2 separate regions of the Mus musculus genome follow, and region 1 is linked to region 2. Evidence: chromatin loops called from intact Hi-C (ENCODE). Cell type or tissue: left cerebral cortex. All regions are shown on one strand. Links, peaks and the distances in the headings refer to the core of each region. The heading gives the core; the rest is flanking DNA.

Region 1 (15,880 bases), core at 4,299-12,298, 69 kb before region 2:
TGGGAAGAACATTTAAGGGGTCTTCTTTTTCCCCACTTAACTCTGTAATCTCTGAACCAGAACTGGATGTTGTTCCCTTCAGAGGCTGTGAGAGAAATCAAGGATTAGAGACTAACCCTTCTTTTTCCACTGATCCAAGGTTCCTGACCATCCAGAGAAACTTGACAACAATCAAACAAAACAAAACAAAACAAAACAAGCAAAAACAACAGACACACTCGGAAAATGGAGGATTCACTTAAAATGCCCGTCTTAAGTTATAGAAATGCCACTTATTTTGGACAGCTCTTTATTCTCTTTTAAAGATATTTTTACATATTTATATCTATTGGATAATAAAGAGTTTGGTTATCCTTCATCTCCGATCATTGGTAGAAAGGTTCTGAATTTTTTAAGATGTAAGATTGAATATAAGATTCATGTAAGAGTGAATTTTTATTCACAAACCTCTTAAACAGCACAGAATTTATGGTAAGGAGATTTCTTAGACTGGGTGCTTTTACACCAAGAAGACCCATCAGTTGATCATAGAGTGAGGCTTTGAGCTGGGTGGTACCAGGACTCTCCCTATACCACCTGACAGTGATCATCTCCTTCTTGCTTAGGTGATGAAACCTAATGAAACCTCCGAACACCACAGCCTAATGGAACTCCCTGGGTGGGTAGCACGGTGTGCTAGGAGAAGTTTATTATTTACCTTTGTAAAGCTGAGAGCACAATACTCAAAGGAACAACTTAAAAGAAGAGAGATGGACTTCAGCTCACTGTTTCAGGATGGGCTCCATGAGGTGGGCAACAACATCATGGAGGTAAGTGATTGTAGAGGAGGTGGCTGTGCACATCATGGTGAACAGGAAGCCGGGAAAAAGGAACATGCTAGGCACTGTGCATAAGCCTCAAAGGCATGCTCCCGTGGCCCACTTCCCCCAGCAAGGCTCCACCCCCTAAAATTTCCAGAATCTTCCATATAGCACTGCTACCTAGAGACCAAACATTCAATACCGAAGCATTCAGAAGATATTTTATAGTCAAATCATAACAAGGAGGTTGATAGTCCTGATTTCACTGGAAGATGATACATAAGGACTCATCTGAAACCCTTCCAGACTCTGCCCTGGCTGTGACTTTATTTGGTTGCTCTCAGCTTATATTCTAGATAGTAATGTGCATAGACACTGTATTTCTAAGTTCTGTGAGCTCTAGTGAATTACTGAACACAACAGGACTGGCAGGCACCACTCGATGTGTAGCCAGTTGAACATTAGTGCAGGTGGTCTCAGGACTTCCAGACTTGTGGTTTATGTCTGTCTGTTGTGAGAGTTGTGGAATGTGCCTTTTAAGTCATGTGCGTTCGTGTGTGTGTGTGTGTGTGTGTGTGTGTGTGTGTGTGTGTGTGTAGACTCTCAGTGTCAGAACTGAATCCCAGGAAAACATTACATTTCATTTTAAGGACATGATAATACTTTCCGCTAGATATGAAAAATACTAAGTGACTAAAGCATAGAGAAAAAAAATTAAGTTGCCCAGTGATGAAACCACAGATTTCCTTCTTAAAACTCAGGGTAAGAGTGAAATCGAAAGCTCATTAGCACTCCAACTTATCACCCCAACTATCTTTTACCTTTGATGATGCAGGCTTTTAGGTATTATCTTTCCCATCTCTTCAGTTGGTCCACTGATAAATATTGATCCCAGATGGTATGTATCATGGCTTGGGTTCTTTCACTCTTGTTTTTCTACATCCATTCTCCCAGCCTCTATCCTATCCACCTCCCATGGTCAGGAAAGTTCCTTAGTCTTTGCCTTTACAGAGACAGGGCAGACTTTGACCTCCTGTCTAGTCTTTTCCTCAATCGTCCTAGGATAGCCCCCATTGCACAACTGACCAATGAAACCTGTCATTTAATACAGTGTTTGCAATGTCACAGATGCTTTGTTTAATTTCATTTTTTAGGAGCTGTCTGAAGAGGAAAGTAGGAAATGTAGCCATAGGTCATTTGTAGTCAAAGGAGTTTGTTATCTACGTTTCCCAAGTACCTCTTCGTTCTTTAAATGTTTCTTTGGTGTCTTCTTTCTGTGTTTCTTCTGGAAGTAAGGGTGTTGCTGGCTCAGTTGCTTCACCTGAGAGAGATACACATGGACTTGAGAACTTGAAGAAAGGTGCTATAGTTCAGGCATGCTCTGAGGTCTTGCAACATGTAAAGTGGGATGCAAGAAAACATTAGTAATTTGACCAATGTCATTTATAAACAGCAAAGTACCAAGTGTTAGATTTGTTGCAATAGAGGTTTGTCTTCAGTGTGTGTGTGTGTGAGTGTTCTGTGTATGTGTGTGAAAGACTGTGTATCTGTGTGTTTTATGTGTGTACATAGGATAGAGGTTGATAGCAAATCTCTTCCACTACTGTTCCCCACCTTGCGTTTTGAGACAGAGACTCTCTGAACATAGAGCTTGAGATTCAGGTAGATTGACTGGGAAATAAACCCTGCCTCTGCCTCCCCAGCATTGAGTTCAAAGGGCGACATCACTGTGCCAAGCTTTCTGACATGGATTCTGTAGTTCTAACTCAGGTTTTCACATTTGCACAGTGAGCACTTCACCTACTGAGCCATCTCCCCAGACATGTCTTCATAGTTTTGGTGAGACCTTTGTTGCCAATGACCAGGCACCAAAGCAGCCAACAAGCAGCTGGAGCTGAGCAACATAAAGGACTAAATTACCTGGGGAAAGGTACGATGACTCACTGCTAGGATCATAAGTGATCAGGTAGACTCAGTTCTTATCTCACTGATTATATGGACAATCATGATAATGATGATGATAGGCATCAGTGAGGATGATGAAGATGATGGTGATACATCCAAAATGGAAATTTCAAACCATTACTTTTCAGTTTTGACTGATGTGGGTAACAGTGTGCGTGGAGAGTGAGAGCAATGAGCTAGCGATGTGACAGATATCTGTCCAACTTGCCCAGGAAAACACCAGTGGTGTTCCTGCTGAATAATGTGTTCTAAAGGCATGGTTCTAAATCTATAAAGAAGTCTGTGAAATGTCCCAAATTAACCCAAATTTCATATGATAGACTTACCTCCAGGCCAAATAGAGGGTGTTGTACTTGGTTTATCTGCAGCAAAAGAGAAAAAAACTCAATACTTACATTTTCCTCCACCTTAATGAAATCAGCTAGAGTGTAGCATCTAATTCCAATAAACTCTATTTATTGTCACCATGTTAATAATTGTTAACAGACACTGGAGGAAGGTTGCTTAAGTCAAAGAATTTGTTGCACATAAATATTAGCCTTCCATACAGAAAATGTGGTACATTTATACAATGGAGTACTACTCAGCTATTAAAAAGAATTTATGAAATTTCTAGGCAAATGGATGGACCTGGAGGGCATCATCCTGAGTGAGGTAACCCAATCACAAAGGAACTCACACAATATGTATCACTGATAAGTGGATATTAGCCCAGAAACTTAGAATACCCAAGATATAAGATACAATTTGAGAAACACATGAAACTCAAGAAGAATGAAGACCAAAGTGTGGACACTTTGCCCCTTCTTAGAATTGGGAACAAAACACCCAAGGAAGGAGTTACAGAGACAGAGTTTGGAGCTGAGACAAAAGGATGGATCGTCTAGAGACTGCCACATCTGGGGATCCATCCCATAATCAGCCTCCAAACGATGACACCATTGCATACACTAGCAAGATTTTGCTGAAAGGACCCTGTTATAGCTGTCTTTTATGAGGCTATGCCAGTGCCTGGCAAACACATAAGTGGATGCTCACAGTCAGCTATTGGATGGATCACAGGACCCCCAATGGAGGAGCTAGAGAAAGTACCCAAGGAGCTAAAGGGATCTGCAACCCTATAGGTGGAACAACAATATGAACTAACCATTACCCCCCGGAGCTCGTGTCTCTAGCTGCATATGTGTCAGAAGATGACCTAGTTGGCCATCAGTGGAAAGAGAGGCCCATTGGTCGTGCAAACTTTATCTGCCTCAGTACAGGGGAACACCAGGGCCAAGAAGTGGGAGTGGGTGGGTAGGGGAGTGAGTGGGAGGGTATGGGGGACTTTGGGATAGCATTGGAAATGTAAATGAGGAAAATACCTAATTAAAAAAAATTAAAAAAATTATTAGCCTTCCTTAAACTTTAATTCAGTGTTTTGTTTTGTTTTGTTTTGTTTTGTTTTAAACTATTTAAGAACTTTACTCTTAGGCTCTCAAATGTACATGAAAATAGAAAGCTTATGTATTCAGCTCCTGTGTGCCCCCACCTTATCAGCATGGAGCTACTTGGGCTCCAGCATTGATCCCTACTCCCCCATGGCAGTCCCTGGCTGGGATTGTCTTAAGTGGTCCAAGATTGGTTCAAGATATTTTACCGGTTCATACTGAGAACAGTTCAGAGAGCAACAAATACTAGGTCTGTAAGAAGTAGAAGTGGTTGAAGGATTGTCCAGTTTCAAGACAGAGACTGGTGATTAGCCTTGAGATACTTAGAACATTCCTAAGAGCTTCTAAGTCAGATATTTTTGCTGTTGGCTGACCTTGTATTAGCATGGGGTCTCTTATGCTAATGAGATGCCTGAAATTCATAGGAGCATGGAGGTTTTCGTGATATAGTTGTCAGGTCCAGATATCAGGAATTTCATTCAGAAAGGGAAGTAATGATTAATCTTCTTTCTTTTTTATTTTATTTTAGTTTTTAAAATCTTCTTTCTTTGTATATGTGTGTGCAGAAATGATCTCCATTTATTTACTGTTAAACTTAACCACATAGGATACTATGTGAAACTAGAGACCATTCTAAACATTTTATAAAAACATTTTCAATCTTGATAACAGGTCTATAGGGGATTATTATTATTATAAATTAAAATGCAGGGATTTAAATAACCTTCTTAAATTTTATAGCTAATAATTAGCTAAGAGTTATTTTCACTAACTAAATAAAGAAGACATAACTGTGCTACTTAGTAAAGATAGAACAACAAAATGTGAGAGAATCAGTTGAAGAGTTTATATTCTGATATCTTGTGATCACCGTATATGGTCATCCTCCTGTATGTAGTTCTGACCACTGATGCTGTGGCCATGAGCATAGTACATATATGTGCATAGTGGCCATGAGCACAGCATCGGTGCACAGTGGCCATGAGCACAGCACACTAGTGCATAGTGGCCACGGGCGCAGCACAGCAGTGCACAGAGGCCATTAGTTTGTGCATAGTATCCGCCATACCTCAGATGGTTTCTGCCTCATTCCCATTGAATGTTCCTGTCTCTTTAACATACATTCCGGCTAGTGTGCCACCAATTCCACATGATCACATTCTGAAATCCAGTTTTAGACATGATCACTCACTCTCACAGTCCCTTACCAGTGTTTCATAATATTAGTAGGGTGTTGTGCCACCCTGTGGGAATGACAGAACGGATGTCTCTTTAATTCATTGAGTGGCTAGAAATGTATGCTTCCAGACTTGATGACACGGTGTAGGAAAGGAACAAACAAGTAAGTAGGCATATAAACACTCTGTATGTGAGGCAGTCTGGTCCTCAGAGGCTCCCAAAAGGACTTAAAATTGTTGTTTTGAAATCATTAAAGATTTATAAAAAAATATTTTAAGATTGTACAAAGAATCTGAACATGTCTTTTATAATCATTTTGCCATCTTGCCTATTTACCATTTATAATCTATAAACATATACATATGTTTACATGCATACATGCACACATATAACTTCTCTTCCAGAGTAAGTTGCTGATATGGTATGGGACCCTTTTACGCCTAATGACTTTAACCTTAAAAATAGAACACAATCTCTTATATAAACATAGTATAATGGTCACAGCCAGGGAGTGCACATTGATAAGATGCTGCTATTTAATTATTCACTGCCAACTGACACAGTTATGCAACTTATGGAACACCGTTATCATCACTGCTATCACCATCCTCTTGGGCGAGGCTACGCCCTCTAGGACCAGGGTGACTTGTGTTTAGTTGTCAGGAGAGAAGGTGATGCTTAACCTGAGACTTGAAGGTAGGACTGAGTTGACTGGGCGAGGGGGAAATGTTTCAGGCACAGGAAGTACCAGATAAGAGCTTTCAAGAAACGTCACTGAGTTCAGAAGTATTTGAAAGGAGTGAGGGGAGGCGCTGAGAGTGCTGAGAGGGGAGGATGGAAAACGAGGCAGGGCCTTATCACGAGGACCTTTGCCCTGTATAGTAAGCTGAATGCATTGATCTTGTGGGTCTCATGTGCCCCCTGCCCTGTTTAAGATCTCAGCTATATGTCCTGGGAGGCTGATCTCCATGGACTGTTTCACCAGGCATCCCTGTTCTTTGGTGTCTTGTTGGTCTTAGCCAATGGGAAGCGAAGGCTGAGGTCAGAAGGTAGAGCTCACGGCACGTGTTCCTCATGTTCACCTTCCTGTCCGATGCTTTTTCAGCAGCTCCCTTCTGTGGCTTCTGCTTCTCTTTTGAGGTCCCTGCTATGATGGTTCCCTTGCTTTGGCCCTTTAAGCTTAGGGGTGTTATTGCTTCCAGTTGCAGATAATCCCTAGGTACTTTATCATCTCCTGCTCCTGGCCTATACCGCTGCCAAGAGCCTTTTATTATACTCTCTTTATTAAACTCTTAGCACGTGCTATTCTTTTCATGCAAGAACTCAGTCAAACTAATTCAGGTAATAATACAAGCTAGAGGCAATTTGTGTCTTATTAGAAAGGAACCAATTTTTTTTTGTTTGTTTTTAAAGGATATGAAAGCAAATTTCAAAATCTCTCATAAAGAAAAACTGTTAAAGAAGCATTTAAACCATGAAGCCAATGGAATTTAATAAACAGAAATGATGGAGACTGGAAAGCTAATGGTAACCAGTGCTTCCTTTTGCTCTCTGAGAAGGTGACCTCCTCAACCAAGGCTCTGCAGCCTCTCTACTTGAGGCAGCTGTTTGGTGGGGAGAGACAGGGCACGGGGAAGAAGAGTTCATCGGAGGCTGGAATGAGTGAGGAAGGACATCTTCCAGCACAATATTATCATCAAAGTGCCATGTAGTTCAAGCAGTTAAAAATGGCAATAGTATTCGGTCCCCAATGATAATGGATACAATTAGCAAGTCATTCTACTCCTGTAGGGAAAGACTGTGGAAGTGGGGCTAAGCAGTCGGCTTCAGGGAAGTGAGAAACTTCAGGGACAGATCAAGGATGAGTTTACATTTAATTCTAAGTCAATTTTAATAAAGGCGTCTGGGAACTCAGCGGAGTAAGACTATGTATAGGCTTCTCATCAGCTCCAACTCTCTTTGCAGATCTTGGAGCAAATGCAAGTGAAATTTGCAAGGCAAATATAAAGATGGCAGTTGGCTAGGGGCTTTTAAATGTATTGAAGTGCCCGCTGTGTAAGACTGCCAGTGACGTTGGGATTCTTTGTCACTTGCCTTGTCATTAGTATGTTTCTTTAAACTCTAAGAAATAATCTCCCGTGGCTGCTAGAGTAACTGTCAGCATAGTCCAGGCTCCCACAGCCGACTACACAGGAAATGGGCGAGCATTTGTGCCTGTTCACAACAGAAGCCTCCACTGGGTGTTCTCATAAGTCTTGCTTCTCATCCTAAGTAAATTAGATCCTTTCCTTTCTCAGCCCTTCTTTTGCATCTGCTAGCCTCTCCTTTGCTAGAACTATTTCTCAGGGAGGAAGTATCGTTACGTTTCCATGTACAAGAATTCTCAAAGTTTAACGTTTCTGGCATTTGCAACAGGCTTCCTCAATGAGTATAGGATAAGTTCTTGGTACCAGCAGCTGTTTTTGAAATGGAGAAAGAGGTTGGGAAATTAGCCGTATAGTTGGGAAAAGAGTCATTACCGTCATGATATTTGCAAATGAAATTGTTCTTCATGTTGCACCGGTCATCATTCCACTGGAACATGTACGAGCCCCCGATGCCGGGTGGTGCTGATGGCTGATGGTACATGACCACGCAGACCTCACTGCCACAGGAAGGCTCATCCACATACCAGTTCCTGAAGGAAAAGGATGGACAATGGAGACCACTGGAGAAATACACCATAAGACTTGCATGCCCTTTGGCTTTTTCTCATCAGGTTTCACTGAACCATAAATGTCAGATTCTGCTTCTGAACATGATACAGAGAGACGGAGGAATTGAAGCACTGCCAACAAGTAGAGACACACGCTGTTGATCTAGTGTGGCTGTCACAATCAATCATCTGACATTTGCCACAACCTCTTTTTAGGGAAGAATATATTATGCTCTCAGGTCTGCAGAATAATTATGAGGGATAGCAGCTAGCACAGAGCTAGTCTGGAAGATCTTAATGCTTGTCTTCTTTTTCGGCTTTATGTTAATTAGGCTTTGTTTCTGTTTTTTACAGAGATCAGACATACTGAGGAGAGAGATGGCTTATGTCACTCAGAGCTTGCCCTATCTCCATCTAGCTGCTTTTCAATCTACCTCTGTCACACCCGCCCCAGAAGTCCAATGAGAAGATGAAGAATCTTAGAGAGATTTCCAAACTATAGAGGCTGCCAAAGTAGGAGAGAGGCTGGGGAAGGGGACAGGGGCCATCTTGGTTTTTGTTAGTTTTCAAGTCACATGCACAGGGTCATGGAAACAAGCCCCTTTGTGTGTCCACTATGAGATATCGTTCTTTTGCCCCTTTAACTCTCTGTAAAGGTCCACTGCAGCTTTAGCTTTTATGATCCAGTAGTCTGAGAGACTCTAAGTTTGCAAGCGCTTACCCCATCTGCCGACTGAGGGTTGGGCTTTGTGAGCTGCCTAAGAACCTGTTCTGCTTCTGCCCAGGGCTAGGATCTTGCTCCACTTCTGACTCTCTAGACAGTGTTGCTCTGCCTATGTCTTCCCGAGCCTCACCGCAGGAGAATCAGCTAAGAGACATCTCTTCTGGTAGTACCCCCATATGACTCTGCTTTGGTCCTGTGTTGCAGTCTGCCCAAAAGAAGATCCCTGTTGCACCTTCTGTGTTGAATGAGTTTCTTGAATGACAATGAAATTTACAATAAAACTATGGACATTATGCCGGAGCATCTAGGGGCTCTTGGTAGAAATGGGCTTTGTGTCTCATTGGTTACCTGCAGCCCAGCTGGCCCTCCCTGCAGCGTTATGGATTTATGGTGCTTCATCTGAGAGAGAGAGAGAGAGAGAGAGAGAGAGAGAGAGAGAGAGAGAGAGAAGAGAAAGAGAGAGAAGAGAGAAGAGAGAGGATTTTTTTTGATTCCTAGAATCATATTTTTGGATTTGAGCCCATTTTCAGACTCACAAGTCACAGATAAAGGGAGAGGCCAAATACCTAGGAAGAAAATCCTACAGTGATGTGTGTGGCAGGTGCATATGATAAGAAATTCCTCTGTCCTTTCCCCAGAGGACTTTTGGCAAGTTAACCAAATAACCATCGACCTGTTAAAGGGGTATGTCTAAATATTGCTAGAATTGTTAAAGATGGGGTCTGAATAGGCACTGATGGCCTCAAAGTCACATATCAGAATGGGAGCACATTGGGGCAAGGTATTCAATCAGTCAGCTCACAGTGGGGCCTAACCAGTAGTCGTCGGCCCAGTTCTAAATTGTGTGAATTGGCTCTAATTTTTGCATTTGTTGTTGTGAGACCGAGTCTGTGTAGTACATTCAGTTGATCCTTTAGCCAGCTGAGGCCAAACATGAACTTGGAGTCCTGATCCTCTAGCTTCTACCTCTGGAGGAGGAAGGATCCTCTTATGTGTCTGTGTAGCACCATTATCCTATTTCTAGGGGCTGCTGGGGGGATGGAATCCAGGGCCTGTATAGACCTGTTTAGTAGCTGGTATAGTTCCACACTGGCTCCTTCGGCTAGCATAGTGCAGAACACCAAACATAAACCTCTGAGAAGCATTTCCCCTCACCAATAGCATCATGTCCAGAGATAGACAGCAGGAAGCAGTGGTGTCAAAGCCCTGATAAAGTAGAGTGGTGCCTCCCATCATATCTCTGCCGAGTTCATTGTCTGACTCCTGAAAAGCCCAGGCAGATCCCAAAGGATTATATAAGAGGAACACACACTCAATCCTGCAGAGCTTCACATGTGGCTAGTGTTCTTTCTATATGTGATATCCTGGCTTCAGAAGTGTGCAGATCTGCTTACCACCTTCAAGAGACTCTGGAACAGCCCATATTCCTTGGGAATGGACAACAGTATACACTTATAGTTTTGCCTGATTTTGATTTTTTCCCTCAAACTCAGTTGTGATACCTGGATTTCCTATAATTGTGAAGAAAATCACACCAGCCCATTATTCTGCTGAGTAGTGTGCCAGCTGCACCAGGTGAGCGAGGAGGAATTTTTTTTTTTTTTTACAAAGGATGGTAGAGTGGAGACCTTAGGAAAGCCCATCCTTTCCAGAAGGTTGGAGAAAACCCTGTGAACAGTCAGGACCTGTCATTCCATTGGACTGTATGGATATCTAGTGATCTGGGAGTGCCAGAGCACCCCTTTCAAATGAAAACAACTGTATCATACAATAATTTAAAGGAAGCGTAGCACTTGGCAGGTCTTTGAGTCCTAGAGGCTTCATATTCCTCACCTGTGGTCTCCATAATAGATGACCAGTTTTGAGTGGGATTAAGAGCAGAAAGGGACTTTAAGGCTGGTCTAGGCTCAGGCATTTCTTCCAACTGAGCTTCCTGCTCTGCTCACACCCCAGTGCATGGAAGGGTCCCTGTAACTGGCTGATACAGTCAGCTCAAGCTTGGCTCATGGGTACGTTTGCCATGTGAAATCAGACAAGCTGAGATGTCCGTGAGCTTACTGCAGCTGCACTGGGAGGTGGCCTTGAAGGTCAGTGATAAGGGGACAGCCTCCCGCTGGCTAGAGCTTTAGTTATGATACTTCGTTAGTCACTTTATATGGAAATAGAAGTTTCAGACATATGAAACTTGGGGGGAGGGGAAAGCATATATACAGCTAACTAATGAGACTATAAAAGAAAAAAGATGAAGATGGGAGACAACAACATCTCCCATACAGTGAACCGAGCTCACCAGGGAGCACCTGCCACAGAATTGGCATTAAACAACCAGGGAGTCAAAAAATGAGTGACCCAGGTGATGGCAACCAGCTTCTCTCGGCCACATCCCTGGTAGCTCAATAGATAAATAAGAACAATAACCACGGAGGCTCTGAAGGGCTCAATTGTTTGGTTTGCACATAGCATGAGTGTTGTGGCTGTGACTGATGACAAGGACCCAGCCTTCCAGCAACAGAGCAAAATTAAGACCGACCCTAACTCCAGCCCTATAAGTTCACGGTGACTCCAGAGATGGTCTGGCAATGCCAGTAGGTCAGCCACTGAAACCAAGAGAGGGTGGGGAGAATAAGGAAAGATTAATACAGCACTAGTAGTTAAGGAGACAACATGATACTTGGAGGTAAATTAGCTACATTGGGCCCTGAAAGGGATAGTTACTCATTTTCATAGAAGTAGATACAATATATTCATAGAAATAGATTCAGAGAATAGATACAAAAGCACCGAGTTTGCTTTTTCTGCCTCAGAGTTTTAGTCAGATCCATTACCCAAGGGTGTAAATAGTATTTTGCCTATCAAAATAAGACCGCAAGTACGGTAGCATCAGGCAAAAGACCTATTTTGTAGCAAAGAAGGTATGAGACTAAGCCCCTGATCATGGGAATTACATGTCAGATTACATACAACAGCATCCCAAAACTGCCAGCGTGGCTCATGGATGAGCTTGCTGAATACAGCTGAAGCATCTGCCTCAAGGTAACTGAACTTTGGAGAGGGATGGCACTCTCCAAATACTTTATAGCAACAGGTTCCATAACTCTGAATCTCTAAGATATTCCTGGGTCTGAAGCCAAGGGATAAAGGCAGCAGCTCCTCCGCTGGGTACCATCATCTCCTGTGGAGTTTGTACTTTCCATCTCTGCTGTGCTATGATCTGGGAGTCTGTAGGTACTTAGTTCCCAGAGGAGACTACTTTTGCTAGGAGACATACCAATAATCTAACTGAGCCATGATCCATGGTTGCCACTGTGTGTGTGTGTGTGTGTGTTCAGAGATCAGCAGACAAGGGGAGATGTCAGTATCTCAGGCAGGAGGTGGCTTGCTGCTGTATGCTATTGGTAGGATGAAGCTTCTACATTATGTACTTGGGAATATCTTCATTTTTCAGGTCCCACTTTTGAAAGTCAATGAGAAAATACATTAACTCTGGGCTGAGAAGTGTAAGTTGACTAGCGCCTCACATTCTTCAGAGATGATGGTCTGCTTATGCTACTTAGCCACTGAGACCAGCAAAAGGGTTAGGGTATGTTATGGAACAATGAAGGTGTAATATCAGACAGTGTCAGTTGTGGCTAGCTCTATGACCATCTTCATTGATGAAAAATATTCTTCCCACTCTGAACCTTGTCTTTCAAAATATCTTCAAGGAAGAGAAAGCTGTAAGAATCTTGGGGGAGTTTCTTTTACAATTTATATGAAGATAAGATCTGATAACTATAGCCAGTATACAGCGAGAGCTGGCATGATGTCTTAACGCAACAGAGAAACTACCTTAAACTATCATTTAAAATATTTTATTTATTTTATATGTGTGGGTGTTTTGCCTGCTTGCACATCTGTGTACAATGTGCATGCAGTGCCTGCAAAGTTGAGAAAAGGGCATAAAATCCCCTGGAGCTGAAATACTACAGACAGTTGTGAGCCTGCCATATATGTGCCAGGGACTAAGCCTGGGTCTGCTGCAAGAGCAGCCATTGCTCTTAACTGCTGAGCTATCTCCCCAGCCCAGATAGATTATCTTTTAATCTGATATGTTTTCCACATAATTGTACAGGCAATTCAGTTTCTCTGTTGTGAACCACTGTTTAGGTATTTTGCCTTTTTGTCTGTGAGGCCTTTGTATTTTATCATTTATGTATTTAAATTGGCTTACAACTATCATACAGAGATTAGCTTTTTGATAGATTGTTTCCCCTTTCCTATGTGGCCTTGTAATGATGACATTTTAAAAATGTTCTTCCATGTCCCTGTATCTTTTAGGAAGAGATGATGACAATGTCATTGTGGACAGTGGGTTATCAGTGTTCATCAGGATCTTGATGCTGTGAGATTGTTTCCTACAAACTGCTGCTTTCTTAATGTTTGGTTGTGAGCCTAGCATTTGATGGCTGAGCCATCTCTCCAGCCCAACTGCAGCTTTCTTAAAGTCTCCACCCTTGGTCAGTTGGTAGAGTAAAATACTGGCTCTGATTCTTTTTTTTTCAGTTTATCACTCTCCCCTGTGGTCTGGAGTCCTTCCCTTGTCCCATCTTTATGTACCTTTAGTTTCTCAATACAGTCTTATCTTATCTCCAAGGGTCAGAGAGCCAGAACCACAGGCCCTCACACATGGCATGCTATTGAAAAACATTCGGCTGGGCTTCACCCGCCTGAACAGGGCACTTTGGGCCCAACTCAATGCTGAGTTTGCCACCTGTGTCATACTGCCCTGGTCGGTGGTCATGGTCATTCTGTTGGCATTGCCACCATGGCTCTGTCTGGACTTTCTTGTGATTCTGACACCATGGGTCCTGCTCATCTCTTTTCTGAGCTATGTTAAGGGAATCAGCCGCCGTGGGATCCACATGCTTACCTAAACTGTGATGTGCTTCCATCTGTCCAAGCATAAAGGTCCTGGCAGGCTGTGTTATTGCTCTGTTTCTCCTCCAGCCTCTTGAGGCCAATCCAGAAGTCACCATCAGATGCCAGGAGGTTTTCAATGAACTTTTCTATCAACCTCTGCTCATCCTCTGTCTCAATGCTGACGAGCTGTCCCCCATCCTCCATGCAGGTTTCTTTGGCTTCCTCAAAGTTCAGTCTTTGAAAGGCGTCATGGAAATAAATGACTTTATAGCAAGGCCTCCGTGTTCCTCCTCGGCAGACCAGCTGCCCTAGAGAGAGAGAGAGAGAGAGAGAGAGAGAGAGAGAGAGAGAGAGGTCGGGGAGGTAGGGGAAAGAGAAAGCAACCTGTCTCAGTTCTCCATTAAAGTATACCAGAGCAGATGTACTTAGAAACATCTCAATGAAGCTTCCTCTGGGCAGGAATTCTGATTGTCCATCTTTGGACTGTTACCACTCAGGCTTTCTAGAGAAAATTAGTACTCTTTGCAACACAAAGTTAAAGTGATTTTAAATGCTGATGTCTGTATTGTGTAGGGGATCTGTGTTTTTGTTCCAGTGCAGATTGATGAAGATATTTCTATATTTTAAAATAAGTAGGAAAATATTACGGCTTCACTTGATGTGTACAAAGATGATGTTCATGCTCTTAGGGAGTCTTGTGAAATTATGGGACTTAGAATAAGAGTTGCTGTGAAGTGCTTCCTTCAGTGTAGAGGGACACTCTGACGTCAGTTGTGGATTCCTCTACCCTGAAATCCCCTGTCTATGCAGTGGAACTAACTTGCTCATCTCTGGTGAGCAGAAGCTAAGAGCTTTTGTGGGGTTTTCTGCTACTGATGGTCAGATCTCTAACCTAAAGACAATAGCTAGAGTTTATTGAACTCTTTCCATGTCCCAAGGCTATGGTCAAAGTTTTATAATTTCCTTTGGTTCTCATAACAGTCTTCTGTGTCAGGACTGTTTATGTCTCACTTTATAAGTGAGAAAACTGAAGCTCATAGTAAGTGATTTGTCATAAACTATCGGGAGCATTAGCAGAGGCAGAATCCAGATCTGAGTATTGAGTCATACCAGAACCACTGAACTGTCTTGATGGCTCCACATTCCCCTACAGACTCAGCTTGCACTGGGAGCCCATCTCTCATTTGATTGACACTTGAAGGACTGAAGACTGTTTCAGAAAAATGGATGAGATTCCACTGAGCAGCAAGTAGCAAGCTGTTCACTAGCACAGGCTGCCCTAGCTTGTATCTGGATGACTGGAGTCTTGCTGCAGCTGAAACCCATCCCAGTCACCCCTCTGTTCAGTCAGCATTTATTGGGTAAATCCCCCTCGCTTGGTGTGCTAGGTATTGAGAATACAGAAATGCCAATTCCTAACCCACAGGAGCCCACAGCATGATTCTGGATGTAAGGGTACAAAATAAAAACCAAATTTCAACAAGGAAACCAGTCCCTGTAATGAAAGAGCCAAACTTCAGGCTACAGGTGTGAATTGCTGCCATGGAAGAAGGCGTAAATGATTTTATATTGTCAGACTTTCTGGAATGTTTTAATATCCCCAAGATTTCAGCTCTGTAGAAAGCCAGACGATGGTTTTTTTTTTTTATGTCCATTAATTGTCCAGCATACAAACCAAAAGGCCACAGACAGTGCTATCTATGAGGGAGCTATACAAGATTCTCCCCAAATCTCCATGCTTTGATAAACTCTCAGTGGACAAGGAGCTGGGAGCATCCTGTACTTGCCTGCCTTGTTAGAGGTTTCTAACAGAACAGGCTCCCAGCGGATGAGAGTGCTCAGATGCTGGGCTTCTCACCGGGGAAGTGTTCCAGAGAGGAGAATGCAGGCATTGGAGGACTGCAAAGAGCCCTGAACACCCCCAAACCTGGTACAAGAGAAGCTGCAGTTGCTTTTACTAGTGGTCCCGCCTGCCTTTCCAGGCCAGACTGCCAAGAGAAAGCTTAACACCTTGATAGAGTTTCCTGTATGGTCCAGGCTGGCGGCATATGTCTAGTGTATGCTAGTGAGTTCTAGGGAGTACCAGAGCTGGAAGGAGGCCCAGGACCCATCTGGTTCCCCTGCCTTCAGGAAGTGTCTTTCTTTTCTCATTTGCAGGAAGGGGAAGGGCAGGCAGGAGGTCTCCTGT
Region 2 (15,880 bases), core at 3,929-11,928:
GCGAGAGCAACTGCCATTCTATTGGTGTCAGCGTTTTGAAGCAGCAAGTGATGGAATCAGAATAGCAACTAATGTAGTCATTTTAAAGTTCACACACTGTCTTAGTTACTTTTTAATTGCTGTGACAAAGCACCATGACCAAGACAACTTGTAGAAGAGTTTATTGTAGGTTTACACTTTCAGAGAATTAATCCATGACCACCATGGTGGGGAGCATGGGGCCCCAGGCAGGCAGGCAGGCAGGCATAATGCTGGAGCAATAGCCGAGAGCTCACATGCAGCTCTCAATCATGAGTTAGGAAGAGCTAACTGGGAATGGTGGCCCCAGTGAAACACCTCCTCCAGCAAGGTCACACCTTCAGCAAGGTTACTATTGCTGTGTTGAAATGCCATGACCGAAGCAAGCTGGGGAAGGAAGGGCTTATTTGGCTTAAACTTCAATAGTCAACATTGAAAGAAGTCAGGACAGGAACTCAGACAGTGCAGGAACCTGGAGACAGGAGCAGAAGCAGAGGCTGTGGAGGATACTGTTTACTGGCTTGGCTTAGCCTGCTTTCTTAGAGAATCCAGGACCATCAGCCTGGAGATGACACCACTCCTAATGGGCAGGGCTCTCCCCCATCAATCACTAATTAAGAAAATGCCTTTCAGCTAGGTCTTATGGAGGTATTTTCTCAGTTGGTTCCTCCTTTCAAGTAACTCTACCAACTGAGTTGTGTTGTCATAAAACTAGCTTGTGTTGACATAAAACTAGCCAGCACACCACCTAATCCTTCCCAAACACTTCTACCAACTGTGACCAAGTATTTAAATATATGAGCATGCAGGGCCATTGTCATTCAAACCACCACACACATTTACTCCTTACTTTGCACAATGACTAACCTAACAAATAGAGCTAAGCTGAGAGGACAGCTGCAGTAGGAAAGAACGCTGAGTCAATGACACAGGTGGAAGAAACAAGAGCCACTTCTGAGCAGATGTGCTTTATGGCTTGATTTAAAAACCCTTGTTAAACCTTAATTATAAATCTTATGGTGTCTCTATCCAGGGATCCACCCCATAATCAGCCTCCAAACGCTGACACCATTGCATACACTAGCAAGATTTTGCTGAAAGGACCCAGATATAGCTGTCTCTTGTGAGACTATGCCGGGGCCTAGCAAACACATAAGTGGATGTTCACAGTCAGCTATTGGATGGAATACACGGCCCCCAATGGAGGAGCTAGAGAAAGTACCCAAGGAGCTAAAGGGATCTGCAACCCTATAGGTAGAACAACATTATGACCTAACCAGTACCCCCCGGAGCTCTTGACTCTAGCTGCATATGTATCAAAAGATGGCCTAGTCGGCCATCACTGGAAAGAGAGGCCCATTGGACACACAAACTTTATATGCCCCAGTACAGGGGAACGCCAGGGCCAAAAAAATGGGAATGGGTGGGTAGGGAAGTGGGGGGGGGGTATGGGGAACTTTTGGGATAGCATTGGAAATGTAATTGAGGAAAATACGTAATAAAAATATTAAAAATTAAAAAAAAATCTTATGGTGTCTCAAGTGGTTTTGTTTGGATCTTGAAACAGGGTTTCATCATGTAGCCCAAACTGGCCTGGGGGTCATGACTTCCTGTGTGTAGGGACCCGGGTTCGAGCCTCAGTATTGGGCAAACAAAACAAAATGAGCAAACCAATGAACGTATTGATTACTTACTGTTCACTAGTTACCCAAGTAAGGTTTGTGTAGACGTTTATTGTTTTATTGGTGTGGGGCAAGCACTGGAGATTGAACTCAGGACTGCATGGATGTCTACAAACCTATTGCATGAAGTTTTAATCTTCAACTAGTCCACTTTCCTTTCATTGCCAAGGACGCTCCTTAACAGTTGCTACATAAAAAAAAAATCATCTCTGCTATTCATCTTGCAGTGCATAAAAAGAATTATCCAAACAAGGAAAGGTTCGAATTGCAGCCACTGGATTTGTAATTTTGGTAGGTTTTTAATTTGGAGTTTGTATTTCAAAGTTTTCTTGCAAATATTCCATGTACTGATGGTCTCTCTCCTGACCTTTAATTCACCCTGGAAACTTCAGCTTCAGATGACATCTTACTGATTGGGGTGCTTCAGCCAAGCCCTGCAGAGAATTCTGTCTGTCACATAGTCTCCATCTTAAGTAAGTTGACACATAGTCTACATTGTCTACATTGACACACAGCTTCCATCTTAAGTACATCGACACATAGTCTACTTTGTCTATGTTTTGTTTTTTTGTTTTTGTTTTTCTAGACAGGGTTTCTCCTGAATGTCCTGGAACTCACTTTGTAGACCAGGCTGACCTTGAACTCAGAAATCTGCCTGCTTCTGCCTTAAATGTGTGCGCCAGCTACTTTGTCTATGTTGACATGTCCTCAGAAATGTCCCTATACTTCTAACTACTTCATGTTACACAGTGGTAGAGATTTCCCTATTCCAGGAAGTGGTCAGTATACCTAACAAGACACCAGGTGTAATTATTTTTTAGTCATAATAACATCACCAAAATTGTTTCTTCTGTGACAGAAACTTTACTATATATTTGTATGACTTATGCATGATAAGACAGATATTTTCAGATAAATTGTTTACATTTTATCAGATGTTGTATTGAGTATTTTTCCACCTTCCTCTCTAGATCTAAAAATAAAACGTGAAAAAGTTATTTTTTTATCCTTACAGGGTTCATAAAATTATGAAAATTAATTTCTAGAGGTCAGTGAGAAAATAGGCAGCTCAGTGGGAAATGGACAAGATACTCAAACACTTGAATATTCACACGTGAAAGATGCCGAGTCACAATGGTTATTATAAAATGAAAATTCAAACTGTCTGCCACATACCATATACCATATACCATATACCATATACCATATACCATATACCATATACCATATACCATATACCATATACCAGAAGAAGGGGAAAATTACAAGAGATGTAAAATGCCAAATGTTGTTGAGATGCAGACGTCTCCTGCTCTATTGCGGCAGAGCCTGGTTTGTCACTTTGGAATTCTAGTTAGTATTTACTAAGTGAGGCCCCGCTCCTACTGGAGGAGATATTTGCTGTTGACAGATGCTGAAGGAGGACCACTCTTCCTTGGGGGGGGTGTAGCCCCTGGTAAGCTGCTCATGTTCCAGTTGATAGTCACACACATGCATTAGAGATTTCCTTATTTACTTTGTTTTTGTGGCAAGCAGATCCTATTATGTTGTATGTACATGCCAAACTGTAAGCTTATGTATCCCATCCATGAATAGGATTTGTTTACTTTTACAATTGTATTAACATTTTTTAAAAATCATAAGGGTAGTCTTCAACTCAGGCATTAGAGATAATTTTAAATAAAATAAATTAAGTCCGGGACTGGCGCCAGTTATTTCTGGAGGTAACCAGTTGCCGATCCTGATTTTGATTTATAGGTCACTACATTAGGAAACAGACATTGATGTCCTTCTCTCTGCTACCATTTTTATAGATATTATAAAATCGTAATTTTGGTGACTTAGAATCAACTAACCTTGCACATAAGGGCTCACATAGCCTGGACCACCAACCAGATAACATGCATAGGTCAGACCTAGTCCCCCTACACAGATGTAACATGTACAGCTTGGTCCTCATGTGGGACCTCTAACAGCAGGAGCAGGAGCTGTCTCTGACTCTGTTGTCTGCCTTTGGATCCCATTTCCCTAACAGGATGGCCTTGTCCAGCCTCAATAGAAGAAGATACATCCAGTTCTACTATAATATAATATGCCAATTTGGGTTGATATCCATAGAAGGTTTCTCTTCACTGAGGAGAAAGGGAGGAGGTATGGGGGAGGGGAGAAGGAGGGTCTCTTTTCTCTACAATAAATACTTATTCTGCATAAGGGCAGAGGAATAAACTGTATAATCTTTTGGATCCTTTGTACTCTAAGATCTAAGGTCTATCTGTTGGTACTAAAAAGGTTCGTTGAGTAATAATGTGCTTTAAACCACACCACTATTAATTCTCAATCCATTTATCTGCTGTTACATCCAGTTATAAACACAGTCCTAAACACACACCAATACACTGAGTGTATATGGCAAAGTATAATTCCAGGGCTATTGATCAGCACTTAGACATGGCATCTCACCTTTATTTTGCGGCTGAGTCCAGCTCTTAATGTTATTAAGATTTATTGCTTGGCAGAAAGGATGCTTTTAATGAAATGTTCCATATTGTTGAAGAGGAGAAGCTCTTTGTTCTTCTTAATATACTGTAGAGAGCGGGAAGGGCAGTGTTACTCTCCTTTCTCTTACTTAAGTACTCTTGGGTCTGCTAAGCCAAATGTGAACCTAGTCAGCGAGTGCATGTAAAATTCTTAGCATAGCACTTGACACATGACAGGCATATAATCAGTGTTCCTATCGCTCCTCCTCCCAAACTCCGGCAGCTTTGATAATGTCACTGTGTAGCTTCAGATTCAAAAGAAATACATTGCTAAGTACACGCAAAGTCTGGTAAGTGGGCTAAGTCAGAAAATAAAACCAACTGACATCCTTGTTCTCACGTAGCTCATACTGAAGCAATGGAGGAAACAGAGAAGAAAAGGACGAGTAGGAAAACTTTGGAAAGAAATGGAGGAAAAAACAAACCAGGGCAGAGTGAGGAAGAAGTCGTGAATGAGTGTAAAAGACTGCAAAATAGGACAGCATGTGAGGGTGTCTGCACTGGGGCTGACAGCATGTGAGGGTGTCTTCATTGGAGCTGACTGACTGCATGCGAGGTCTGCATTGGGGCTGACAGCATATGAGGTTGTCTGCACTGGGGATGTCAGCATGTGAGGTTGTCTGAATTGGGGCTGACTGACTGCATGTGAGGGTGTCTGCATTGGGACTGACTGACTGACTGCATGTGAGGTTTGCATTGGGGCTGATAACATGTGAGGTTGTCTGCATTGGGGCTGACTGACTGCATGTGAGGGTGTCTGCACTGGGGCTGACTGCATGTGAGGTTGTCTGCACTGGGGCTGACAGCATGTGAGGTTGTCTGCATTGGGGCTGACTAACTGCATGTGAGGGTGTCTGCACTGGGGCTGACTGACTGCATGTGAGGGTGTCTGCACTGGGACAGCATGTGAGGGTGTCTGCACTGGGGCTGACTGCATGTGAGGTTGTCTGCACTGGGGCTGACAGCATGTGAGGTGGTCTGCATTGGGGCTGACTGACTGCATGTGAGCGTGTCTGTACTGGGGCTGTCTGACTGCATGTGAGGCTGCATTGGGGCTGACCTGTGAGCAAAGACAAGAGAGACAAAGGTGATGAGGGAGTCCGGTGTTTTTCCTCCTTGGACCAGGCTTCTGGAGCTCAGCTCCAGTTGAGATTTTGGGGTGAACCATTATTTGTTGTGTGATCTTTCCTATGTGTTATATAAGCAGCATCCTTGTTGCCTACGCACTATTTGTCAATAGTACTTCCTTATCCTGAGTCATTGCATCAAAAATGTCTCTGACATTGATGAATGTCCTGGGGTGTGTGTGCAAAAGTCACTCCTGTTCAAGAAGCAATGTGATAGTGGGAAGAACAGTACAGACAGAGGGGACCCTTCAGAAGCCGTGTACACCGCATGTTTGGAGGTGGGTAAATGAAGTGGGCAGACTGGTAGGGGAAGGTGAGAAGGGGCATTGGCTCCTCTCATTTATTTAAAATGAAATGGGAAGTCACAAGACAATTTTGAGAAGATATGGTTTTCCTATTAAAAGATCCCTCTTCTGTGATGAGACTAGACTGAAGAGAGAGGCAAGGGTGGTCTTGGGGAGGCCAATTGCTATCGAGACATCCAAACATTCAAGAGATCCAGACAAGAGATGGTGGTGGCACTAAGCGGTGGCAGGACCATTCGTTGAACAGTGGTCAGGTTCTGAGTATGTTCTGGAGGCAGAACAGGACTTTCCTAATGAGTGGGCTGTGTGGTACACAATACAAAACGAAGGTCTTGGCCTGAAAAATCTGAAGAATGGAGTTGCCATCTACCAAGATGAACATGCTTTTAGGTGGATCACATTTGGAAAGATGAAAAATTGGGTCTTGGACCTGTTTAGTGAGACTTCATACTCATGTAGGTGCATACAATTACTTAGCAATCTGATCTGATTGAGTTAGGAAACAAATATATCCACAGGACAGAACTATGATCCTCTAATTCTGAGAGGTCAGAGAGAAGAAAAAATACCGGAAAAGAGACAGGGAGGAAAAACCAGAAGCACAGGAGAAAACCAGAGGATTCTTAATACCCTGGGAGCCGAGTGAGGAAATGTAAGGAAGAAGAGAAAGTGAGCAGAAGGGTACTCACCGCTGAGGGACAGGGACAGGGAACTGAGGACTCTTCCATAGGAGTTGGCCTATGACAGAGTTCCGTGGCCAACCCAATTGGATTGAGAGGTGCCAAAGATATCATCAGCCAAGCACCACATTTGGGTATGCCGACGAGGGCAGCTCCAAAGATAAGTGTACCATAAGGCTTTGGTCAAACCAACAATTTAACTCAGTGGTAGATTCAAAATGTGAATGGATTGTTGGGAGCTGTTGGAATTGTGAAATGCTAGGTTACCTGGGGAAAGTGGGCCTTTGGAAATGTGCCTTGAAAGGTACACCTGAGCCCCCTCCTTTCCAGTTCTCCCTCCTGTGTGCCTTGAAGTGAGCAGGCTCAGCTACATGCTTTTGTTGCCATGATATGTTGCCTAGCCCTGGGTCCAAAGCAATAGATCTGCAGTGTAGTCTTCCTGTAGTATCTTTAACTATGCTTAATGAGGTTACATAGTGTAAACTATGGTAGAGTCAAAGAGACCTGCCTACTATCTTGGTGGGCTCTGTAAGAGGGGATACTGGTGATCTAGGAAGCTCTGGTATAGATAGCGGTGGATGTGGTCTGCTCTCTGGATATGGGGTGTTCACTGTTTAGTTACTACCACAATGGGAGTAGTGGCTCCTATTGGATAATTGGAGTCTCTTTAGGCACTATTGTTGCCAGCTCTACTACTTATGAAGGACTCGGTCTAGCACTGCAGCCTAAGTAGTGGTGAGGGGCCTGGAGCACCTTGTGTTTGGAGCAATTGATGATGCTGTCTCACATCACTCATGGAGAGAGACAATGGTGGGAGCCTCAGCACCATTCTGTTGTGTTCATACTCTGTCCTGACAGCAGTGTACAGTCAGACAAGATGTAGGGGTTGGGCAGCAGTGGGAAATCTATAGGTAGGGTGGCAGCTGGAACTATGGTATTCCTTTCTGCTGCTGCTGGATGCCTGGTATTAATGCGTTCTTGGCAATGGGATTATGGGAAAGTTTTCCTGCCCCCCCCCCCCCCTTTTGATCTGTGTTTGCTGCTGGCAAGGATGTGATTAGAGCTGCGCTCACCTGCTCTGCACTACTCTTCCAGGCAGCGCCAGAGGGCTACTTAGACCCCCTCTCACACTCTTGCTAAGATGGCGAGGCCATCAGTGTAAACCACAGTATTGCTTCCCTGCTTAGCAGTAGCAGGATCTGGAAGGGTGGGAGATACTTGTTCTCAGGTCTACACTGGCACATGCTCACTTGTAGCTGGTTATGTCTTGGACCTTAGATGCTGAGTGCTCTGATATGGTTCTGGATTGGGGACACCTCCATTTCCCCGTGTCACACCACTGCCCCCTACAGTGCAGTGTCCCCAAACCACACAGCTTCCCTCTGATTGTCATTGTAACACTGTGATCTGTGCTTCAGCTCTTTCCTCTTGAAATAAGAAAGTCTGTAATTTATTTTGGATTTTACAGAAGCCTGCAGTCAAGAGATTTTGGTTTTTAAAGAGATCTGAGACTTTTTAAATTATTGAAAAAAAATGTAAAGACTATGAGGCCTTTTAAAGTTGCACTGTACTTTATGACTTGAGTATGAGATATGGAGGGCAAGCAAGAAAGGAACTGTTATGGTTCACAGGGTCTTATCTATGTGCCAAGTTGACAAGGGATGGACTTATGGTTAATTTTGGTTATCAGCTTGACACACCCGAGAAAAGAGAATTGCTTGCGTGAGAGTGGGCCCGTGAGCACATCTGTGAGACATGTTCTTGATCACTAGCTGATAGAAGAGTGCTCAGGCCACTGTGGGCCATGCCATCCCTGGGCAGGCAGGCCTGAGATGCACGAGAAAGGTGAGTCTGAATGCAAACCAATAAGAAGCATCTCCCTGTGGGCTCTGTTTGCACTCTCTAGGCTCCTGCCTTAGTTTTCCTTGACAAAGGACTATACAATATAAGCCAAACTTTCCTGGGTTGCTTTGACCATGGTGCTTGATATAGCAACAGAAGCCAAATGTGTCCAAATTGGGGCTACTGTGCAAATTTCAGATTACCAAAGCAGTTAGATCGCAGTGTAGTCCCCCTGTAGCATAGTGCAGGGTAGGCTGCTGGTCTATGAGAGCCATGACACTCTCCAGTAGTTACAGTTGCCCACATCAGCACTGATAAGAGTTGGTGAGGCTCCCCATCCTGTGGGGCCAGGGTAGCAGATGCCTGGCCTCAAGCCTCTCCTGTTCCCAGACTCTCTGTTGCTTCAAGGTTGTGCTCACCTTAAAAGGTAACTATGTATCTATTTCTTTGATTCTTTGTGGAGGAGGAGATGGATTCTAGGAGCTTCTATTTAGCTCTCCTGTATCTCCAGGATCTTTTTTTTTAATTCTTAAAAGGATTATGAGATAATATTTTCATAAAGGTCCTTAATGATAGCTTATTATTAAGGCCACAGTCAAGTTTGCATAGAAAACAGCACATTATATTTGGATAAGTGTGGGGTAATTTTACACTTTCATTTAGTCTCTGAGTCATAATGAGGTTACAATAGACTTCCGCTTATTTCTTGATAATAGGGGTGGCAACTCAAGCCAATGTTGGAAATAACTGAATGGGCCATGTATCAAGTCCTCTTTCTTTGTGAAGGAGTTGTTTTTTTTTAACAAGATAAAGTTAGTTACCTCTTCTGATGACTCTCTTGCCAAGCAAGGCTCAGGTTTCTTCTCAATGAGTTTAGAGAGGAGATCTCTTTCTCTTTCAGAGACTGGCTGCTCTTTTAACAGAATAGCACTTAGGTTTTTATCAAACTTATTGTCCCAGGGAACTGCTGACATTTGCAATGTAGTAGTGAATGCCTCCTTGAAGTACACTCTCAGCCCCTGGTTAAGGAAGAGAAAAGACAGATCAATGTGACTTGGGAGTAATAGTTATTAAAGCTTTCAAATAATGGTTGAAAGGAAAATGGGGCTTGAGACCATCTTTACCTGCTGTCTCCCTAACAATTGCGGTGAGTTTTATGCACCAACAGTGTTGTCACAAAGCCATGGTGTTGTTCTCAGAGCTAGTCTACATCTCAATTGAAACATGCATGATGCCATATGCTATCCTAGGAAGTCTGACCAGGAAAAGCCTTTCCCCAGATAGTGGGAACCAAAGGTCACTGATGGGTCTCTAATAGAGCCAACATATTGCAAAGCATACAGCATTTATTATTCTGGGGAATGATGACCAAGTCACAGAGAAAGAAAATCTCAGTATATGTCATAAGTACCTTATAGAACAACTCCAGAAACCTGGGGTTGGAGTCCTGGTTAAAGTCCCCCGTAGCAATGTGAGCCAGGCAGTGGATCAAGAGCAGAACAAAACTCCCCACAGATGCCAAGCACTCTTTCTCAACAAACAGGGTGCTTTCAGTGCTCTGAGTGAGAAAGATGCCCAAGTAGAGACATGTCAACTTCAGGAAAACTTCCACAACTCAGGAAAAGTTTACTTAAAATAAGACGCCTTGGATTTAATGATAATTTACTGAAAGGAAACATCAGAGATGAAGAAAAAAATGTGTCTTAGTTCAACTGTGGAAAAATAATTTAGTCCACTTTAATTTTAAAAAAAAAGAGTTATTTATTTATTTTGTGTATATGAGTACACTGTAGCTGTTTTCAGATGTACAGAAGAGAGCTTTGGACCTCATTACAGATGGCCGGGAGCCACTTTGTGGTTGCTGGAAATTGAACTCAGGACCTCTTAACTGCTGAGTCATCTCTCCAGCCCCTTTCTCTCAATTTCTTACTTCTTCTTGTTTTGCATTCTCTCTCTCTCTCTCTCTCTCTCTCTCTCTCTCTCTCTCTCTCTCTCTCTCTCTCTGTGTGTGTGTGTGTGTGTGTGTGTGTGTGTGTGTCTGTGTGTGTGTGTGTAAGTCACAACTTGAGGGAGTTGGTTCTCCTCTTCTGGGAATCAACATGCAGTTTATCTGGCTTGGTGGCAAGTATCCTTATCCACTGAGCCATCTCAAGAGCCCAACTCTTAAGGTTTTTATTTTCCATCTTACAGAAAACAGACTATTAGAAATTCAGAGCCAAGTGGCTTGTCTGTCTCTTCTTGGATTATCTAAGATGGTTTCCCTTATGCAAGGCCTCTCCAGCTTCAGTTGAATAGGGATTGCAAGAGAGGTGGTATTATTGTGAGAGCCCATTCCAGGATTTCTGCTTCTGTGGGCTATGGCTGGGGGACAGGTAGTCGATGCAGGCAGTCCACAGAGCACAGATTGATAGTTACTGTCTCAGAAGGTCTCAGGGTTCGTCTTTTTGCTTTTACCATAATCGGGTTCTCAGATCACTTGTGAGGGAAGTTATCTGAAATGACATCTTATCTGTCTCCCCAGGGAACTGCTTAAGATGGTTGGAGTCAGTCTCAGAGCTGCATGGTGGGCTAGCTGTGGGTTAGGAGGATGCGATGTGTGTCAGACACCGGAACTTGAGTCTCAACTCTTGCTAACACTTAGACGGTGACAGAACATCTCTCGGCCTCCACTGTCCAGTTATAAATGGAGACAGAGAGTGCCTGTCCTGTAGGACTGCTGAGATAGAAAGCAATACAATACATGTAAGAAAGGCACTTGACAGCTAGTGTCTTTCCTGTGGGAATCCTGACTCCCTCCCTGACCCATTAGTAAATTGGAACTATTCTTGCTGAGTTCATAATTTCTTTGTAGGTCAAATGAAATAATGCTTATTTTGTGAGTTCCTATTAAAAACCCTAATGATACACAACTAACCACATTTAAACTGTTTCTGGGTCTCATTGACTTGCTGGTCCTCCTTAGAATGGGTCATGAGGGGACTGTCATCACTGCTTAAAGTTCATCATCAGCTCTGAGTTGCCAAGAAGGGGCTTCCACGAGATGTACCCAAGGAGCTATTGAGGCAGGACAACTGTAGGGCCACTTCTGTAGAAAGGCATGACTGTGCAAGAGACCCTGAAGCTGGGACCATGACTCTTACGGGAAATACCAGTTTGGAAACGCCAGCTGTCCAATGGCAGAGATCCATTAATAGGCACAAGGCCATTATGCTTCTTGGGGTACCAGCCAGGACACTGCACTTTGCTGATGAGAAAGCTCTTACTCAGTGACATTTATTATGTTTTAGTTAATGGCTTTCCCCCCTCAAAGGGGAATAAAATTCATTAGGATTTGAGGAAGAGGGATGTTTTATAAAATCTGTTCCTTTTGCTTCTCTGCGTCTTGACTAGATCCCAGAATCCCCAGTCTGTATCTGAGGATGAATTTACACCACCTGATAGAAGAAGGAACCTTGGAAGACATTTCCTGAGACTTCCATGGCAGGAACGTGAGAAGCAATCTGTAGGGTGGTTTCTGGAGCCTGAAAAGAGTCACAAACACAACCCAAACTCACCTTTTGCTAAGAAGTTTTCTCAGCTATGTATCACCAAGCACAGTGAGAGGCGAATGCACTGGAAGATCCATTTACATTGTAAGGACATTCAAGGGAAGTAGAATGGGAATTCATTACAGGAAAATGAACTTTTCAGCTAGTATTTTATATTTATACCAGTTATTATTGGTATAAACAACAACCTTCACTTCAACCCTCACTTCCCAACTGGCAGGCAGACCTAGAGTTTGCGATCATATTTCCTGAATTCTAACCCTGGTTCCACCTTCCTGGTTGTGATCATGAGTAAGTTGATTCAACCACTCTGTATCTTTCTCTCTCCATGTAAAAATGGCAAATGTAACCATATTGGTATCACGGGGTTTTGAAGCAATTGAAAGAGTTACCTCATGAAAATTATCAACCTTTTCTGGCATCTAGACAGTCTTTGATTCATTTTCTGTATGTGATTAATATCATTCAAGAGTTTCAATTTTAGGTTGCTGACATAACTCCCATGAGCTGCCTTAAGGAGGTGGTTTTTGCTGCAGGAGTTTCTTCCTGGAGAGAATTCGTTGCTGAGCCTCCTCCTGGCCACCTTGACCTCCATGGCTTCTGGGGAGATTTCTAGAAACAGACCTACCTGAAGATGGGGAACAAGGAGGTGTAGGACAGAGAGGCCATACTGGTAAACCACAAATTCCCAGGCAGAAAGCTTTGAGGGTTGCATAGTTTCCAGCTCTTCCTGCATTGTCTCAGCCTTCAGGAGATTCTTCAGAGAGTTTCTTGGTCCTGCAGATATCAACACAAAGCGGTAATAATGTCATTGTTTTCCTTCATATGGTAATGATACGTCAACAACAACAAAACATGACAATTCAACTTAGAAAAATGTTCACTTCATCCATCCGTCCATCTGTCCATCTGTGTATCCTCCAGTGAAGCCTGTGCCCATCCACAGGGAAGAATGTGCCCCAGTCAATAGGAACAGAAGACCTAGAGGGAGGCATGGGGAAGTTGGCAGTCGTTTTCTCTATTTTAATGCTTGGATCACTAGATGTGCCATACTCAGAATTGTGTCTGGCAGACAGAAAACACTTAGTAATGTTGGATGTATTCAGATTTTTGCTCATCTATAAAACTCTCTCTCTAATGGGTTTTTACATAATTGCTCTAAGTGGGTATATGTCTAAAAGGGACTTTAGACACTTGTCTTATTCCCAAGAGGACTGGGGCAGCGCCATGGAATGAGGAGAGCAGAGCTAGCTGTAGGAGGACCTTGTCCATGTGCAGGCTGTGTATGGCCCTGAGAGAGTCACATGCTTCTGAGTATTGGTTCTCTCAGTTATATAAGAAATGAGCAGTAGAATCAGAGTTAGGTTTTCTGGGGCAAACACGACAATACAGAAGCTTCAGTTTTCTTACCTATAATGTGACTATTAAAAAAACACCTATTTTTCCAGGTTATAAATGAGTTACCATAGGTTTAGAACAGTACATGGCATTGTAAAATACCCCTCATTGGCGAAGTGATCTGGGTGCCCCTTTTCTGGGGAAAAATACTCTTTTCTTTTGTTCTCCTGTTTTTAATCCTCGTGTCTTATTACATTTCTCATAAAGTCCAATTTACTATGTCGGTTGCATACCAAGGTTGATACTCAGTGTTGGATTGGAAGGTAGACTACCTTTAGGAACTGTCCTCTAAGAAATGACTAGTTATAGCTCAACAGCACTTTGAAAAATCCCTTGGGGGTCAGAGTAGGGTGGAGGCAGGGAGGTGAGGGTGACTGGCGAGGCGGCATTCATATTCCTCAGATTCTCTGTTATGAGGCTTGGAGTTTGTGCTATCATTACCTAGAGTACATTATAATAATCTTTGAGGGAAAGGAGCTTACCTGGTCTGAGGTGCATTCGTCCTTGTAGTTCAGCCATTTCCCTGGGGTCTTGGGGCCAGGTATCTATTTTCTTCATGATGGAGAGTAATGGTGGCATCTCGGTATGGTCAACTTTGTCTGCATCTGAATATGAGCGAATGAGAACATAGCAATGTAGGCAAAGCAAACGAAGATCCCAAGAGCCAGGCTTGGTTGTTCAGGCCTGTACTCTCAGCTGCTTGGGGAGGCAGAGACCGGAGGATCACAAGTGCAAAGCCTGCCTGGGCTGCAGAGTGAGTTTAAGGCCACAGTCTGTGCAATTTAGTAAAACCTTGTCTTCAAATAAAAGATGGGGTGGGGGGCAGGGGAGCACGCTGGAGATGTACTTCAGTGGTAGGGTACTTGTCTAACATGTGCAAGCTCCTAGGTTAATCCCCAGTACAGCTAGCTAGCTTCTCTTCCTCCCTCTCTCCCTCCTCTCCTGTAACCCTTCTCTCTGCCAAATATGGCATTATGTATGACAGGCAGCTTTTAAGATGGCCCCAGTGATCTCTCTCAACATGTGTTAACTCTGGTGTGATCCCCCCCCCCCCAATTGAGTGTGGGCTGGGTCTAGTGACTCATTTCAACTGAATAAAATAGGGCAAGTGATGGAATGTCACTTTTGGGATGAATGCACAAGAATCTATAAAAGCCCCCCATCTTGCTGGCTTTCACTTACTGGCTTTATTCGCTCAGAGGGAAGCAGCTGCAAGCAGAGCTTTGCACTACCAAGACTCTGTGGTTAATAGCTTTGACCTGGGGAAGATCTGCCAGCAACCTCAAGGGTGAGTGTGGAGGTGAATCTTGCCTAGGTCAAGCCTTGAGATGTTGTCACCCTGGCCAGTACCTACACTGCAGCCTGCATGAGACCCTGAGCCAGAGTCACCCGGTAAACCTTATCCAGATTCTGACTCAGAAGTTAAAAGGAGATTTTTTTTTAAAGCTTTGATATGATGGAGTAGTTATTAACAAACTATAGCAGTAATAGATAACTTATATATCATGTTTCTCTGTATCTTTTCTAAGCAATATATTGTGGCCTGCTGCGTGGTTCCTGAAGCCCTAATTACGGTATTACGAGTATCTGAGCATAGTCTGGGCTGTCAGAAGAAAAGGAAGGTGGGCAAGTGACTGGCCTGACCTGCTCCTGGCCTCTGATCTTCCAGCTCTAGATGACAACCTCGATCCTCTATGAGCATTGCAGTGATGCCTTTCAGGAAAGGGACCAACAGGGGGCAGTCAGCAGCCTGCTTCCCAAGAGAAGCGGTGACTGTTCCATAGAATCTCTCTCCAGGGTAATTCTCCAAACACACAGGAGTTCCCGAGACCTTAAGCTAGGGTGAAAGCAAGAGCTGAATTTCATGCTTAGATCCCCCAACTTCATAAATCCACAGTTCCCATCAAAGATAGAAACTCAGAACTCTTTGGCCATGTCTCGAGGACCAGTACCTGGATATGCAAGAGCTGGAGACGGCTGAGCTCCCGCTGGTACTGAAGTTGACCAAGAGCCCTGCCCAGGAAGTTCTGTCTGTCCCTCACCACCTCCTGAAACCCATCAGAGAGATGCTGTACTACCTAGAACAGAGGAAACATAATGCTACATTTAAATGGTCCTTTTTCACTCTTTCTGCTTGCTCTTCTTCATCTATCCAGCGTTCTTTGGCCCCACCAGTCCCTGAAAATTAAATGTCCCTGAAGGACCTTACAATGGTGTAGAGTGTCCTTATCCCATGGGACCCTCTTGCCAGCCTCAGGCCTTACCTTCCTCTGATGACTGCAGACTTGCGGGCTCTGATCCTGACTCTGCTGTAAGCACACCTCCTTCTCCTGGCCTTGTAACCTGAGGGACTCTTTCCTGAGTTTTTCTGAGGCCTGCCCTAACATGTGAAGGACCTTCCGCATGCCCAGCACCACGTGAGACTCTTCTTCCCACTCCTTTCTGTCTGCTGCAAAGGGCAAAGAGAGAGGCCACATGGCAACAGCTACCAGCATGGGAGGAGGAAGAAAAGACAGCAGTTTTGATTTGAGCCAGGGAACCTGCCAGGTGTGAGCCAAGGCCTAGTGGGGACCTGGGAGGGATGTGCACATTCATGTGGTGGAGGGAATTCTTGTGCTCCCTGGCAGTGGTGCATAAAAGCACTACTAGTAGGGCTTGTTACCCACCTTGAGAAAGCAAGTGCCGTTCTGGGCTGCTGAGCATGCTCAGGGCTCTAGCTCGTCGTTCTGTCTCCTGAAGGCAG

Evidence for each region. Peaks named below come from ENCODE experiments on the same cell type or tissue, not always from the same donor. Only the 100,000 strongest peaks of a DNase experiment are listed, where the experiment ranks them.
Region 1: a loop joins it to region 2, with 2.3 times the contacts of the local background. A loop is called at or near these places in 5 of 42 quality-filtered maps.

The regions. Positions count from the first base shown.
Region 1 is chr9:51,060,146-51,076,025 of GRCm38, forward strand. It overlaps Layn (layilin), which reads right to left. Exons shown (of 8, transcript NM_001033534.1): 3 at 13,703-14,000; 4 at 7,894-8,051; 5 at 3,092-3,127; 6 at 2,038-2,121. Gm32681 (a long non-coding RNA gene) reads left to right here. Exons shown (of 3, transcript XR_870735.2): 2 at 606-809; 3 at 8,424-9,086. Among named protein-coding and RNA genes, the nearest start is that of Layn, 9.0 kb to the right of the region's middle. In left cerebral cortex, for the core only: no CTCF peak of the experiment used is centred there; a DNase peak (open chromatin) is centred at 7,474.
Region 2 is chr9:51,129,552-51,145,431 of GRCm38, forward strand. It overlaps Gm32742, which reads right to left. Exons shown (of 31, transcript XM_017313740.1): 22 at 15,804-15,880; 23 at 15,402-15,586; 24 at 15,090-15,215; 25 at 14,782-14,974; 26 at 13,620-13,742; 27 at 12,368-12,516; 28 at 11,626-11,712; 29 at 9,603-9,749; 30 at 9,013-9,210; 31 at 2,668-2,673. The coding sequence ends at 2,668. Among named protein-coding and RNA genes, the nearest start is that of Btg4, 21 kb to the left of the region's middle. In left cerebral cortex, for the core only: a CTCF peak has its summit at 7,702 (motif pointing left); a DNase peak (open chromatin) is centred at 7,684.